Regions from separate parts of the Mus musculus genome. Here region 2 is linked to region 1. The links are chromatin loops, found by intact Hi-C in ENCODE. Cell type or tissue: gastrocnemius. All regions are shown on one strand. Region 1 has its middle 59 kb from the start of Adamts20. Region 2 holds the start of Adamts20 (a disintegrin-like and metallopeptidase (reprolysin type) with thrombospondin type 1 motif, 20).

What was found. Peaks named below come from ENCODE experiments on the same cell type or tissue, not always from the same donor. Only the 100,000 strongest peaks of a DNase experiment are listed, where the experiment ranks them.
Region 2: it touches region 1 in a loop (2.6-fold over the local background); 2 of 42 quality-filtered maps call a loop at or near these places.

Annotation. Positions count from the first base shown.
Region 1 is chr15:94,461,069-94,465,068 of GRCm38, forward strand. No RefSeq gene overlaps it. Among named protein-coding and RNA genes, the nearest start is that of Adamts20, 59 kb to the left of the region's middle. In gastrocnemius, a CTCF peak has its summit at 2,405; DNase peaks (open chromatin) are centred at 2,415 and 2,860.
Region 2 is chr15:94,401,739-94,405,738 of GRCm38, forward strand. Adamts20 (a disintegrin-like and metallopeptidase (reprolysin type) with thrombospondin type 1 motif, 20) reads right to left here and starts at 2,612. Exons shown (of 39, transcript NM_177431.5): 1 at 2,261-2,612; 2 at 1,451-1,812. The coding sequence starts at 2,351. In gastrocnemius, a CTCF peak has its summit at 2,460; DNase peaks (open chromatin) are centred at 1,709 and 2,647; H3K4me3 peaks cover 2,061 bases; H3K27ac peaks cover 1,616 bases.

The sequences.
Region 1 (4,000 bases):
CAAACAGCCTTTATAAAGTTAGTCTATCAAACCTATCCTTGCCCGCTGCAGAACTTAGCTCTGCCTGATGGCTTTGTGAGCTGCCGACCCTGGCTTTTCATTCTTTGTGTTCAGAAATTAAGAACTCGGTCAGGAAGTCTCACATTCGGTGAAAGCCTCATATGAACTGCTTTTTAGTTACTTAAGGAAATCGCAATATCAGCCTCGACTAAGACTCAAAGAGCCAAACAGACTGCTCTAAGAATTCAGTTGGTATACTGTTCTCAGCGGTATGCACTTGCGAAGCGAGTTGGCTCACTCTAAGCTGTTAGTGATTAGTATGAGTGTGCTCCTGTGTCAGTCTTAGAAACATTCAAAGTCATTTCCCCGAAGGCTTCCTCGAAGATTCCTGCAGCAGTTGACACAGAGAGAACTCATGGAGAAACACATTACATTCACAGTGATTAGAGGAAACATCAGTGTTTTCTTATGTCCAGGTCATAAAGGATAAGCTGTTTACTTGACGAAGAAAGAAACTGGCTTTGAAGAGTTTGCAAAAAAAAAAAAAAAAAAAAAAAAGGAGTGCTAATGTTTTAAGAATATAATATTTGGAGTACATTACTATGGTTTTTAAAAGTAGAACCAATTTTAAACTCTCAATTACAGGACTCATTTCAACTCTGTGGCTTTTAAAGAAAATATATTTTTTTAAGTTGCTCGTGCATTTAGAATAAATCACAAACCCTCCCAGGAAAGAGTGAGGTATTAATTGTATGTTTTAATAAGGATTTTGATTAAATACTATTAGAAAACTGAAACTATTGCCCAAAGGCAAGCGTAATTATTTTTCAACTTCTTTACTGCTACCAAAATAATATCCTACAGTAGTAATGAGTTCTGCCACGTAGAAATAGCCATCTTACAGTGATGTTCACACGTTCCTACAGCATCCTGAAGGTCAAAACTTCACGAATTACTTCTTTTAACTTGAGCAATTAAGTTTAAAATATAGTGCCCTATGTTCTAAAATTATAGCACTCACTCAGACAATGGACCACCACAGTTCACTTATTAAATGTTCCCCATTATGGAAATGAGATGGAGAAAAGAATCCGTGTCCTCCCCTCAAGGTTTCTCAAATGTTTCTTGATCATGTAGTTCATTTACTAAGCAATTTTGGAGATTAATTAAAAATGGTAGAAAGAGAGCCCCCAAGATGACGTAGTAAAATATCCCATGCTAAAAAGATTATGTGGTTTGGGCTTGACAAATGTGAGCTGACATCTGCTGGGCTCTTTTGTAGAAAGGGATAAAGGGACTGGGTTCTCCAAGGAGAAAAGAATCCACACCAGGAAGCAATGTAAGGGACAATCAGAGTTTAAAAGGGAGTAGGGCCAAGCAAGCGAGATCCACGGGGCAAAGCTCACAGAGATGAAAGGGAGAGTTCTCATTCATTTTATGTAGACTGCAGCAGATAAGAGATCCCATAGATCAAAGCCTTGTGACATAATGGGAGCTGATTGAGCACAATGCAATTTTTTCTGGTCAAGAGTTTAATGTGCAAAAGTGAAACAGGCTGTCTGTGTTCGATGCTCTCCACTTCTATTATGTAATATCTTGTTATGGAGGAAGAACTAAGAGAAACCATGCATCTTCTCCACAACTTATTTCTATTGTGGGGCGTTTACCTCACGTTACAAGGTCACGGAAATGCCAGGCCAGGAATGGTGCTTGGAGGGCAGGTTTTCCAAGATTTGTGGGTGGCTTTTAATGCTGTTATCATCTTAATTCTGGAAATTTCGATGTTTGCGGGTGACGGTTTTTCCAGAAACTATTCAGTAGTTGACTATTAAATGATCAGCCCACCTATGCAAGTTTCCAGACTCATTTTCTAATGGAAGGCTAACATCTTCATATTTCCTCAAACTGTTGCAAGCCCAACTTTACATGGATAACAAGGGTATAATAATAGCTCAGGGGAAGAATAGGTTTGTAATGTTGCTTTGTGGAGAGTTCATGTGAATGTCTGTCACAGTGGGGAAAACACAGGACTCACAGACAGACCTCATCTTTCTGGATGAAGGATAAACAGCCTTCAAGAGGTAGCACTTGCCTGTTCTAGGGGCTGTATCCAGCATTACCTACCTGAAATGCCTTTTCCCTTTAGTGGGATATATTAAAACCCTTTCTCTGTCTTAGTGAACCTTTTAAAAGGTTGTCTTACTCGGATGAAGACCAAACTGACTGCCCCAGATATTGAAAACAAACAAACAAACAAACAAACAAAAAACCAAGGAGGGCTGCAGGCACCACAGGACTGGAAAACATTGCATGGTCCCAGGACAGAACTATTAGTACCATGGAGAGGGACATGTCATCTGACTTTGTACACCCTCCATGAAAGGCCTGAGAACACTGCCACCTGGGGACCTGATGCAGAATGCTATTGGCAGCTGCTGGTGGACAGAAGAGCAGCAGCAGTAATAAATGCAGGGACCCACAGGAGTTGGCCAGGTGCTCTCCCGAAGGAACAACAGCACTATAGGGGTTGCCTCATCTAAAGGGGGCTGTTTCGTGGGTCCCTCCTATGAGGCCAATTTTCTGCCATTATTTTGCTCAGAATAAACTTCAGGACACTTTAAGAGAACTCTGGGCTCCAAATCTTTGTTTTAAGAAGTTCTTTAAATGAACCAAATGAATTTAAGGTTGTATTAGAACGCTGCCGAGATCATATAAATTGCATCGTTGAGGTTGATCAGATCAGAGTAAGTCACCTAGCCACTCTGGTGTAAAGGACATCACGTGACTCTCTACCACTAGCCAGTGAGCTCCAAGAAGGAAAAGCTGGGTCTTCAATTCCCCAGAAAAACACAGCAGGTACTTGGCACAGAGTCCTAGCTCACCCTAAGTCCTCTCACAAAGCAACCAGTCCAACTGCTCACTTGTAAGAGTAGCCGAGAGCTGTTTATCAGTGAGATCTGTACAGGGATTCCTTCCCACCACATCCCTGTCCTTTATTGGCTATCCTCCTTCCTCACAAGAGAGAATAACTTGTGCATCACCTGTCTGTTAAAAAGTGTATGGCCTGTGGCTTAGGCAGAAAATAGAGATGGGATACCCAGGAGAAAGAAAGGGTATGCGGAGAAAGGCAGGAGGAAGATTCAACAGAAGATACGATGAGCCAAATCCATGGTACCTGAGCACAGGTAAAATGTACGCTAGAATACGTAGGACAATTTAAGTTATATCTAATCAGAGAAGAGCTTAGCTGTATGACCAAGTTATTTATAAATATATCTTGAGTCTGAGTCTTATTTCTAGGAGCATAGGGCTGGGAGGAAGGACCAGAGATGAACTTCATCATTTCTCCCCTGCAAGGATGATTAATAGATAACCGATTAGGAAGCTAGAAAGGAAGAAGTCATCAACATAGATCGACTCCCTTCCTTCGCTTCCGCTGGGCTGTAAGCTTAAGGCAGAAATAGATCACCAATGCTTTTCTCACTAGCCAAGTATTCTATGCTTATAATTCTGGATGTGAAGTGTTCTTTTGCCAGAATCTGATAGAAAAAAAAAAAGATAGAAGAGAAATACACGGTCTGTGTTTTGCAAGTGGTCTTTCAAGATTTACAGAGGAGGTAAGCTTCAGTCAGCCACAATAAACCTTACCTTCAGACACTCTTGAAATGTGGACTGTCTTTTAACACGTGAGACTAGTGATCAAATTATTGAGCACATTTTCATACTGAAGAAGGAAATAGGAATGTCTGTAAACATCACCAGTTCGTTTAAAAACACCCTTCTTTAAGAGTTTCCTGATATGATATGGTATGTTGAAATAAAAGGCAGTTCCGTCTCAAAAATATGGCCGTGGCTCGCTTTACGTCTACCATGCTATGTACTCTGTACTCTCCCCAAATACAACAGTGCATTCAGTTATTAGCGCCATGGTTGCAGCAGCCACACATCCTGCCCACTAAGCCTCTTAGCAACACACTCTTGACGCTCGCACCGCTCGTTC
Region 2 (4,000 bases), 59 kb before region 1:
TGCAGAAGCCGTAGAGGACCACCACCCACTTGTTGATGGCTTTCTCAGCTTGCCATCTTATACCATCCAGGACCACCAATCAATCCCAGGGTGCTACCACCATCCAGGACCACCAATCAACCCCAGAGTGGCATCACCAACAATGAGCTTGGCCCTCTGACATCAATCACTAATTAAGAAAATACATCACAGGCTTCCTGTGGCCAATCTGGTAGGCGTATTTTCTCAACTGCGGTGCCCTCTTCCAACATGATGTAAAAGCCTATATCAAGTTAACGGGACATCAATGCTAAGTAGCCAGAGGAGTAACTACCAAGGCTCTTGTCTAGGACATCATCTCAAACCCATGTGGAAGTATCTTTACATTTTGCATGGAGAGAACTACTACTACCAATGTTTGATACACATAATAAACCCTGTTGACTTTGTGCAACTGTCTGAACACCTCTCAGAAAGTATGATCTGTTCAATTTTATTAAGCAAATGTTGGGCTCACGAGAAACTTGTAGCTAAGTTCTGTGGCTGTAACACCAAGGACAGAGCAGCTTTGTTCGTCATAGGATGTTCTCACAGCACATTAGCGCTCAAATATGATGGCTTCACTCGTCACACGAACTGTAACAACACAGAGACTGCCAGATTCCGCTATTTCAGGCATTTGTAGGCAAGTGCGTATTCATGCATCACGAATTAGCTTGGTACTATCGTGATGTTTTAGTTAATTGACTCTCATTTTAACAATGTGATGCTGCATACTTAAAATGACCGTCCTGATAAGAGATTCTGGGTTGGTCCAGACTTCCTAAATATGTCATGGGAGGAGGTATTAAGAACCTGTTTTCAAGGAAGAAAACCAAAAACCAAATGAAACAAGGGAGTGATGTCTTATTTCATTCTCTCTCTCTCCCTCCCTCCCTCCCTCCAGTGAAGTTTCAAAACTCCCTCTCGTTTATTCTTGTCGTTTCTAGTTCTCTGGCACTAGCAACTATATCTGTGGACATATTTCATACCTTTCCAGATCCAGCTAGCATTTACCTTTTCCTTCTTCCGTGGATGGACATCCCCATACAGAAACAAAACGAACTTTCCCCAAATCTTGTCAGCCTCGGGAGCCTTTTTTTATTCAATTGTGCATATTCAATAATTTTTCCTTCCTTTCTGACACATTTACTAAGGTTAAGTAATTCAGGGGATTGGGCACCAATAGCTGCCCATAAAAATCCTGCCCGGAGGTTGTAGAAGCAGAACCCAGAGGCCACTCCTGAGCGCCTCTGGAGCACGTGACAAATGGATGAAAGATGCTCTCTCTCTGCCTGTGGTCTAGGCTCCTCTCTCTGGTGGTCTCTGAGGACTCCAAGGAACCTACTAGGAACCACCCACCATGCCCCAATCCCCAGACAGCCCTGGCCTGGATCAGAGAAAACTCATAGGGAGGTACAATCAGGCTTACCAGTCCTCCACAGAGACTGAAGACAGCAGTGTGGTCCTCTCGCGCGTTGACCTGGCCACGGTAGAAACAGTGGCGCAGGTCTGGGGACTCCGTGCTGCGCCCGCCTGGTCCAGGTACCGGGGTCCCCAAGTGCACCTCAGTGTAGCCTGCAGCCAGGAAGGCCGCATCAGCGCTCAGGTTCAGCTGGAAGAGCTGCCCGTAGGCGCTGATTCGGTAGTGGGTCCTGAACGGAGGAGGCTCCGGCACCCCGGAGCTACGTTTCTTCCGGCTGAAATGCCGGTTCTGGGGAAACACGTCTCCGAACTCATTGACCCGCGTGGGGGTCACCACTTCGTAGGAGGCCAGAGTCTTCACCAGGGCTTCTGCAACACACAGCGAAATGTCTATGAAGCCCCGACGCTGTCCAACCCACAAGCTCTTGAGCCAAGCATCCCTACCCAAGGTCCCCAGTTTTGGTCAGTCTCAGGGGCACGACAGATATACACACACGCACACACCTGGGCACCGTGGGCATGTACTGCTTTCCCACGGGTCCTATATGCTCTATACAGACCTTGCCACCCACCACCCAGCGCAGCCACCTCCTTGCCAGCCCCTCTTCTCTTCCCAGCCTCCAGCAACCCGTGTTGTCCGGATGCACGCTGCTCCATGCCCCACGCGTGCCCGCCGCATGATCAGGAGAGCGTGTCCCCAGAGATTCCACGACAACCAAAAAAGTCCTCGGGGATGCTCTGAGCTGGGTGGCCTGGGGTCTCCAACCAGTCTGCACCACCCACTCGCACCCGGCCCAAGCGCCCACGGCGACCTTACCCTGTCGTGGGTGGAAACGAACTTCCCAGGACCCAGTGAGAAGGAGCGAGATCGGGCAGAGCAACCCGGTCAGCCACTTGGCCACCCGCATGGCTGCACACAGGGGAGGGGATCCCGACTGGGAGGCCGCCCCAGGGCCGCCGGCTCCCCGAGCTCCGCTGCCCTCCTCCGCGCTCTAGCGGTTCTCCGCGGCGTCTCAGCAGCCTCCTGAGCACCCGGGACTGCACCCCGGCTCGCCTCGCCCCGCCGCCAGTCCCCGCTCCCGGCGCCGCTGCCTCATCGCGCGCTGCCCGCCTGGCTCTCTCAGGCCCGCGCGCCCCGCGCTCCCGCGCCACCCTGGGAAGCGCTCGCTGCCCGGCCCAGCGGGAACCGAGCCAGAGTAGCGGGGCGCGCGGGGCGGCGGAGGGCCCGCCCCCCAGGACCTGGTCGACCAATCAGCGGGAGGCGCGGCGGCTCGGCCTCCCGCGCAGCCCCTGCCCCGCGCAGCCCCGCCCGCGGGCGCGCGCACCGGGACCTCCCTGGCTGCAGCTCCGCGTCCCCAGGACCAGCCAGACCCCACGCACGTTGACAGGTGATAGGAGCACGGAGTGAAATGACAAGTGTCAGACCGGGGCCTATGCAATTCACGTTTGAGAGGTCCTATTCGGCTTCCCACGCAAAATAACCATCCGTAACCGGATGCTATCCATGGAGCTTGTGGTGAGGCTCAGTTTTTTGAGGGTCCCTGTGTGCAGGGAGACTCTGGAGTTTGGAGGATACGGAGCTAGAAGACTTGTGTATGACTGCATTAACCTATCTCTCTTGGTTGAGGAAGTTCAAGGAGGTCATTGGAGTCTCCAGAACTCCAGTCACATGTGATTACTGTTGCCTGTCTGCGCCTTTGGTTTTGTGCTTAAATATGCACAAAGGACTCTCCCCAAAACATACAAATGTCAAGAACCACGGAACATCTGCCTGTTTCTGGGACCAATCTCTCCACCGAGTGAAGAAAGCCCTCTGTCAATGTTAACTCTCGTCAACAATATCTGTAGCTCTGAATCCGTGCGCAAGGCCAGGCCCTACTGCAACGGACAAACTTTAGCATGAAGAGAAAAACAGCTTCTTTTCAAGGGTACTTCTCGTGTCCTGAGCTCACCTGTTTGATTTGCAGGATCTGCAATTACTTCTATTACCAGAACGGAAAAAAACGGGGGAGAGGGGCTGGGAGCCTTGAAATCCAACCAAGGCCATTAACCAGGGAAGGCAAACCTTCACGGATACAACGGGGTGACTGCAGCTCAGTTTGGCTTACAGTCACTGTTGCAGTCACTGTTGCGCTCTGGGCTCTTGGCCTTGGAAATTGCCCTCTAACCATACGTTCCCTCCTTCCATGTCACCGGTATCAATCTTCTGTTGTTGGCAGCACGGGTAGTAGAAGAGTTTCAGGAAGGGAGAGTCGAAACTTATATTTGATGGTGAAATCCCCAGCTGGGTGGTGGTATGGTAATCCTCACTCGCTCCTCTTTTCCTTCCCACTTTCCCACCAGTGCCATTCCATCCACCAGAGAATTAGAGAGCATGGCAGGTTTAGGTTAGAATGTGGTGGTCTTAAAGAGAACAACAACGGACTTTACCCACAACTGTGCGTTTAACCTTTACCATCCTCCACGCTGGGCACTTTAATGGCATGCAGCTCTGAGTACATCTTGGCATTTGGAGCCAGGCCTTTCCACCTACAAAGACCCGAAACCAGAATCATAC